3 separate regions of the Mus musculus genome follow, and all the other regions are linked to region 3. The links are chromatin loops, found by intact Hi-C in ENCODE. Cell type or tissue: heart. All regions are shown on one strand.

Evidence for each region. Hi-C counts contacts between places; a loop is a spot of excess contacts. Peaks named below come from ENCODE experiments on the same cell type or tissue, not always from the same donor. Only the 100,000 strongest peaks of a DNase experiment are listed, where the experiment ranks them.
Region 1: a loop joins it to region 3, with 2.5 times the contacts of the local background. A loop is called at or near these places in 12 of 42 quality-filtered maps.
Region 2: it touches region 3 in a loop (3-fold over the local background); 3 of 42 quality-filtered maps call a loop at or near these places.

The regions. Positions count from the first base shown.
Region 1 is chr16:33,890,648-33,893,147 of GRCm38, forward strand. The region is part of intron 5 of Itgb5 (integrin beta 5); the gene reads left to right. Among named protein-coding and RNA genes, the nearest start is that of Itgb5, 62 kb to the left of the region's middle. In heart, a CTCF peak has its summit at 1,542 (motif pointing right); DNase peaks (open chromatin) are centred at 621, 1,194, 1,304 and 2,174; H3K4me3 peaks cover 487 bases; H3K27ac peaks cover 2,113 bases.
Region 2 is chr16:33,878,178-33,880,677 of GRCm38, forward strand. All of the region lies in intron 4 of Itgb5 (integrin beta 5), which reads left to right. Among named protein-coding and RNA genes, the nearest start is that of Itgb5, 50 kb to the left of the region's middle. In heart, a CTCF peak has its summit at 1,141; DNase peaks (open chromatin) are centred at 104 and 1,552; H3K27ac peaks cover 608 bases.
Region 3 is chr16:33,940,246-33,942,745 of GRCm38, forward strand. Itgb5 (integrin beta 5) reads left to right here. Exons shown (of 15, transcript NM_001145884.1): 11 at 245-467. Among named protein-coding and RNA genes, the nearest start is that of Umps, 26 kb to the right of the region's middle. In heart, no CTCF peak of the experiment used is centred here; DNase peaks (open chromatin) are centred at 86, 1,296 and 2,386; H3K4me3 peaks cover 642 bases; H3K27ac peaks cover 2,427 bases.

The DNA.
Region 1 (2,500 bases), 50 kb before region 3:
CTTGTTACATAGCCCAGGTTGGTTGCGTAGCCCTCCTGCCTTAGCTTCTCAAGCGCTGGGATAACAGGCATTTGCTGGCCCCACTGTTGTGTCTCTTCTGTTGCTGACATTGAACCCAGGGCCTGTTAGGTGCGTGTTAGGCTCTATTCTGCCACTGAACTCTTCCCTCAGCTCATAGAAGCCATCTTTCTTAGGTGTAGTGGCCCATGCCTTTAATTTCAGTTCTTGGGAGGCAGAGGCTGGCAAATCTCTGAGTTTGAGGTCTACAGAAAGAGTTCCAGGATAGCTAGGGTCTATACAGTGAGACTAGACTCTGTCTCCAAAAAAAAAAAATCAAACCAGAAAAGGAAAGAAACTGTTTTCTCCCTATCTCCCCTTCACTCTCCTCCCTCCCCTTTCTTCCTACCCCCACCTCTTTGGTACTTTGGATTGGATCTAGGGCCCCGTGTTTGTATGTAGGTGGGTGATCTGCCGCTGAGCTACATTGTACTCCAGCCTTCCAGTCTGCTTTTCCACCCAGTCACTGCCTGGTGGTGATTTAGCCTTGCAGTAGCTGCCTTGAGCCTGTCCCCTACGGTTCTCATCCGTAAGCTCCAGTTGACCATGACCGTGACCTCTCCCGCACACACTCAGTTTATTTGCTAAGCACAGCTTGCTTTGAACTGGTGTCTCTTCGGCTCCCTCTGTGCATGCCTCTGGTTGGTTTGCAGGTGCAGCCTTTACTGTTGAGCCGGGGAGTTCCTCAGGAGAGCCAAGAACAGGAGGGTGGAACGGATATTCTCTGTCTGCTTTGAGGGACCACTTTCCTTGTCAGACATTGTAGCCTCTAAGTGACTCCTTCCATCCACCAGATTGTACCCCAGGCTAGAGACCTGTGTCTGTGTCTCTAGCCCATGTCCTCAAAATAGAGAAGCCAGTCATTTCTCCCAGGCCTAGGCTTTCTGGGGCCAGCTGCTGGAGATAAATTAGCAAGCACATCTGTCTGGCCCTGGGGAGTAAGCCAGCTTTTATTTATTTTCTCAGGCTGGGAAGGACTGGTCTCCCACTCTCAATCCCTTCCCCTTTTTATGGGTGCTGAGAGAGGTCAGATTATGGGGAACTGAGTGGTGAGCAGGCGACATTTAAGAGAGATGAGGCAACAGAGGCCACTGGAGAAGCTGGATCACGAAAGGGTTATGATCACTGGGCTATGAGTATATTTTTAGGCATGTGGGAAGGAATGACTGATGGGACATTTCCCAGAGAGGGTGGGATTTACGGGGCTGTGTTTTCTCAAGGAGGGAGGAGCCCACCCTCCTTGGGGACAGTGACATCAGAGGCTGGAGGCTTGAGGTTTAGGAGAGAGAAGAGAGCACTGGCTAACGGACATTCTTCTGGAGCTGTGGTTCATCTTAGGAACCAGGTGAGGAGGGGGCCGTTCGGTGACCAAAGACGCAAGGTCACCCAAATTGAATGTGGAGTTGAGAGGGTGGAAGTTGGAAGTGGGCCGGCAGTGAATTGGATACAGATCTAACCAGCAGATGGAGAAGCCAAGTGAACCGCAGTCCTGGCCCCGTGCCAGGATTCTTGCTGGAGTCCAGCGTGCTTCCGCTCCGCCCACCCTTGACATTTTCATCCCGAGGGAGGGCTGACCTTGGTCTATTTAATGACCTCAGTTTTGTTTACATGTTTTGTTTACCGTTTGATTTTACTCAACTGGGGACTACAGAGAAAGGTTTAGCCAAAAAACATGGACCCTTTAGGAAATCTTTTTAAGAAAGAGCACTCAACGTAAAAATTAGAAGATGCAAATAGCGAAAAGGAGAAATGTGTGCGCAGTGCTCTGCTCTGAAGAGAAGGTGGGGGGGTTATGAGTTAGAGACGCAGGTGGGAGGTTTTGGCTCCACAGCGATAGTGGTGGTGTTGATGAGTACCAATTACTGCCTCTTTACCACGCTGCAGGTACATGGCTGCTGCCCTGTGTGTCATGTCAGTTAAGCCTTTCAACAGCTGTTTTATCAGTAGCCGTTATCTGTCCTTTATAGACGAGGAAGCTGATGTTGACAAAAACAAAAACAAAAACAAAACAAAACAAAAAAAACCTCTCTCAGGGTCACACAGGCAAGATAAAGCAGATGTGGGGCTGGTTCCAGCTCTACCAGCACCTGACCTCAAGCAGGCAACTGCTGCCAAGGAAAAGCGTTGATGGGTGACATTCCTAGTCCACTCCCGGCCACCGGCATGCCCTTGGAATGCATTGTTTTTGAACACTGCACTCTGAGCAAAACAAGCCTTGTTTAAAATGATCCATCCCTGAAGTCTAGTTATATACATAAGCCACACATTGAAAGCATATGGTTTGACACACTTTTTCTTTTTACCTTGGTTTTTGAAACAGTCGCATACGTGTAGCTCGGGCTGACTTCAGACCTCTTGCTTCAGCCTTCTGAGTGCTAGGATTACGTTCCAGCATGCTTAGCCCCCACTTGAAAAATTTGACGTGAAGAGTATATTTACATAA
Region 2 (2,500 bases), 62 kb before region 3:
GTAATCCCATCTGTTTCTTTCTGTCCCTGCCCTGATTGGGCTCCGACTCTAGTCAGACAGGGTGTGTCTGCACTCACCCAGATGCTGGGCTGGGGGCTGGCAGAGGATCAAGGCCCAGTTTGGGTGTTTAGCATCCAAATAGTCAAGGGTATTGCTCATAGCTATTCAGACTTCCTACTTGAAGCCCTCAGGCAGAAACAGTGGCAGACAGTGCTGTTCTTGACAGAGAGCACAGAGCTCTCTGAAAAGCTGTTCCTAAGACAGGAAATCAGCGAAGAAAGAGTGTGAGGAAGGAAACTTCAAATCTAAGCCATGGAAATCTCTCTTTTGTAATCCAGGAAGTACAGGATGGACACTTCAGCTTTGGGGAGCAGGCTTCCCATCCTGGGGTCCCAAGTCTCCCTAGAGAGTCCCCTTTGCAAGTTGGGAGGGACAGCACAAGCCAGGGCATGTAATCTAGCTGTCCCGCCTGGGACAACACACACAGTGTTTGCTTTCCTGTTTTAAAAGACCCATGAGTTAGTTACTGACATCTTAAAAAAGAAATCAAAACAAAACAAAACAAAAAAACCCCGATTACCCACAAATAGCCAGAATTTCTAGGCTTTTCTCCACTCAGGATAGAATACACCAGAAACATTAAGTCTGAAGAAGTACCAGGCTTGCTCTGGGGAAAAAAAGTAATGTAAGCATCAGATTGAAGACAGATCAGATTGATCACAGAGCATCTCTAGGAAGCCCCAGTACTCACTGACATATTTTCTATTGCCCGTTGTGGGACTTTTTCTTTGATTGAGCTGTCATGGAGATAATTCATGTAAAATCATCTCCATTGCTATTTATACATTTTTACCCTTTGAGTATGTTTTCCCAGGAAGCCACAGTGTTCCTTTGCCCCCTCGAAGGTGTCATTTCTACTGCCTATGACACCTCTGCGGCTGAAGTGACATGCTCTGTTTATCTAATTCTCCTCTCCTCTGAGTGCTCTGTCTCATGCTATTGACTGCGTCTGGGCGGGTACCCTGGTTCACATTGCTTAGGGCTTGATTGGCTGCGGCATCTGAGTCTGGGAGGTTCTAGCAATATCTGTGTGATTGTTTAATCTCTCCTGCTGTCTCCCTGTTCATCCACTAGTGGGTGGCAATTGGAGATTCTCATATCTAAATTTCATGTTTCTTATTTTCCCTCATGCAGCCCCCCACCCTCTGCCCCAGCTACACTGCTTCCAGGTTACAATTTTGTTCTTTCGTTTAATCTGTATACTGAAACAGTTTGGACCTCTGTGACTTTCCTATCTACAATTGTTACTTGGTTCTTTTCTCAAACCCTTGTGTTTTAGATACTATTTTTGTTGTTGTTGTTGTTGAAAACTTTTAGTTTTTGTTTTTTTGTTTTTAATTTTCTAGTAATTTCCCTTCTGGCTTTTGGCTGTCGTTCCTTCCTCTTTTTGACTGTTTCCAAAATCCTCGTCTTAGGGAGTCTCAGAGCATTCTGTTCTTGAGTGTGAGGTTTGCTGACATTCCTCCCGGCTCTCAGCCTCTCACGTGGTGTGAAATGTTTTCATTAGCTCATCTTCATTGGAGGCTGGTTTCCATCAAGGACCATATGGCCCTGGTGTCCTGGCTTCCCACAGAGCAGTTTTAATCTTTGCTGTTGTCAGGAACCTTCCATGTTTTCCTGTTCATTTCTCAGCTGAGGATTCTTTCACCATAAATGTTGTGAGTTCTCACCACCAAGGTCTAGAGTGACTTTTTAAAAGATTTATTTATTTACAATGTAGTAGTGTTCTGTCAACATGCATGCCTACACACCAGAACAGGGCACCAGATCCCATTACAGATGGTTGTGAGCCACCATGTGGTTGCTTGGAATTGAACTCAGGTCTTCCGGAAGAGCAGCCAGTGCTCTTAACCTCTGAGCCTGATTCCCAGCACCCACACTGGGCAGTTCACAACTGCCTGCAACTCTAGTTCCATGGGGTCTGATGCCCTGTTCTGCATCTACAGGGTAATATGTATGTATGTATGTATGTATGTATGTATGTGTATATATATGTGTGTGTATACATACACATATACATACATACATATATACACACATACATATATACATATATATATGCTCGTGTGTGTGTGTGTGTGTGTGCGCGCACGTGTACTTGTGTATGTATGTGTGTATGTGTGAATAATAAACTTTGAGTCACCAGTCATTTATTGGTGTTCCACTAAAGAAAGAGATAAAGTACTTTCTGATGTCATTTAGCCAAGAACAAGCCGAGATTTGAATTCTATACTTTTTGTTCTCTGTGTCATCTGTCCCCTGTCTGTCTGTCTGTCTGTCTGTCACATGAGTCTGAGTTTATGCCTGCCTGAAGACTCTCTTGTGAATCTGTCCCTGCATCTGTGTGTCTGGTTTTGCTCTGTATTTATTGAACAGCACAGGAAGCGTTACACGGGGAAGGAGTGAGGGATGAGGCAAGCGCCTCTGGTCTTTCAGTTCT
Region 3 (2,500 bases):
GGAAGCTTTTCTGGTTTTGTGCCACGGCTTGGCCAGGGACTGGACCATTTAATAGCAACAGTCTATACCCTGCCAGGTCACGTGGATTATCCTGTGGTCTCATCAGGCCCTTGCTATGTCTCAGTCTCTGTAGGATTCCTCTCCCTGGCACATGGCAGGCACTGGGGGGGGGGTAGGGGGAGGATGTGTCTATCATATTGAAAGACCATCAGGTCCTGACTGATGCATGTTTGTGTCCTTTCAGGCCATGGAGAGTGTCACTGTGGAGAATGCAAATGCCACGCAGGTTACATTGGGGACAATTGTAACTGCTCAACAGACGTCAGCACATGCAGGGCCAAGGATGGGCAGATCTGCAGTGACCGAGGCCGTTGTGTCTGTGGGCAGTGCCAGTGCACAGAGCCTGGAGCCTTTGGGGAGACGTGTGAGAAGTGCCCAACCTGCCCGGATGCTTGCAGCTCTAAGAGGTAAGGGCCTGCTCTTCCACCCTCAAGCCCAGGTCTGTCTTTCATCAGGCAGCCCTCCCTAGACAGCCTCTTGTGCTTGCTGCCTAGCCTCTCCCAGTTATATACAGCCTGACTGCCGAACAGAACTTGTACTAACATTCGCCAAAGCACTAGCTATGAAATGTTGTCATTTGGTGGTTGTGGGGAGGAAGAGAGGATCGGCAAAGTTAAAATAGTCCACCAAAAAGGGACATCACTGATCCAGTCTGAGCAAGTTTAGAGATTTTGGAGTGACAGCAGGGAATGAGACAGACCTGGTGCTGGGTCCAGATGAAACAGCACCTTCAGAGCCTTGAACATGCTATAGCTTGCTCAAAAAAAAGGGGGGGGGGGGAATGTGGTGTGCATCCTTCTCCGAGTGACTACGGTCCTCCACAGAGCATCTCCCAAACAATGCTTCATAGATCAGGCCTGTGGGAACTGCGGCATTAAACAGACTGTAATCAAAAGGCAAATAGGATGGAAAGGAGCCGACCTAGATAGGGATGCCTCTAGCGAGCGTGGGGGCTTTGGATTTTTCTGCTCTATTTATACTGATAATAGAGCGGGACGGATGTAGAGGTTGTCTGGGCTACAGACACTTTGGCTCAGCGCTGGGCCGGGTCACACAGCCTGATGACTGTCCTCCGCTTTGGAGTGCAACAAAGGTCAGTTGTAAGAGTCAAGCCACAGTGATGCCTGGAGCACAGGCATGCCTGCTGTTGGCTGTCAGAACTTGCTGGATAACAGCTGTGTCATCATTGGAGCTGAGGAGCCAGGCAGGCAGCGGGGGAAGTCAGGCACCAAGCAGAAACAAGTGGCCATACAGGCAGTGTTACTCCTTGGCGGAGGAGCACAAGTGTGTGATTTTCTTTTGGCAGATTTCCCCCTGCAAATGTCTGGCCAGGCTGATAATGAAGTGAGCCGATGCGCGCAGAGCCTGCAGTTGTGGCTGGTCAGCTGTGCTTTTGAGCACTCTGAATGGCCTGACCCTCCCTGGCCATGTGCCACAGAAAACCCTGGGCTCGGGCAGCAGAACCTACCTTCAGATCGAGAGACAAGATAGGCAGGGAGTGGCCAGGCACCATGCCTGTGTGACTGGAATCACAGCCCTAGTCAGCAGGTTGTGGCCAAGGGTCTTCCCCACCCCCAAGGGTCTCCAGCCCCCAAGGCTTCCAGCCAGTGTTGCTCCCTTCTGCTGCTCAGGGCACATGAGGCTCATGCGAGTGAGCGGAGCTAGGGGAGCACACTGGAGTCAGTAAGAGAGGAAGCCTCCCCTACCTTCCTGTGGGGTTGTCTTGGGCAGTTAAAAGGCCTCAGGGAAAGGCAAGCGTTAGGAAGGCCCAGAGATAGGGACTGGCCCTTCTCATCTATCCCTGGACCACACTGACCTCTCTCTCATGGTCTAATGTAAACTTGTTTCTTTTTCCTCTTCCTTCTCTTTCTCTTTACCTACCTTCCTCCCTCCCTCCCCTTTTTTCCTAAGTTCTTTTGACCATGGAATCTTAGGCCATTTTCCTACTGTTTTCTGAGAGGTTTTGACCACTTTCTTTGGTCGTTCATCCCTCAAGTTCTAGAACTAACCAAACACACCCTTCACTTCGGTGAGGTCACACCCGGCTCCAGCTGATTTTAGTTAACATGCCTTGAACAAAAATCTCTGTGAGCGAGCGGAGCGGCTTTTTGTGTAAAGGGTCAGACGTGCTTGCCTATGTAACTACAGTGCGTTCTCAGCTTTCCCCCAGCACAGGGGGCTCAGCTCTAGGCTGCTGTATCCATGTGGGTTGGTGGAGGGTGTCCTAGAGGTGACCTGGAGTTGTGATGCAGCAGCGTGTCTGAGGGAAGCTGTGGATTCCAGCCAGCCGGAAGCAGGCATCCTGTGTCAATCGGAAGGTCCAGCAAGCATGAATGACCAGAGATGGGACCACCCCTTCCTGGCCGCTGGCCAAGCCTGCCTACCCTGAGGGGAGGGGCGGGGGGAGAAGGGACCATACAAGATGGGAGATAGTTATGAG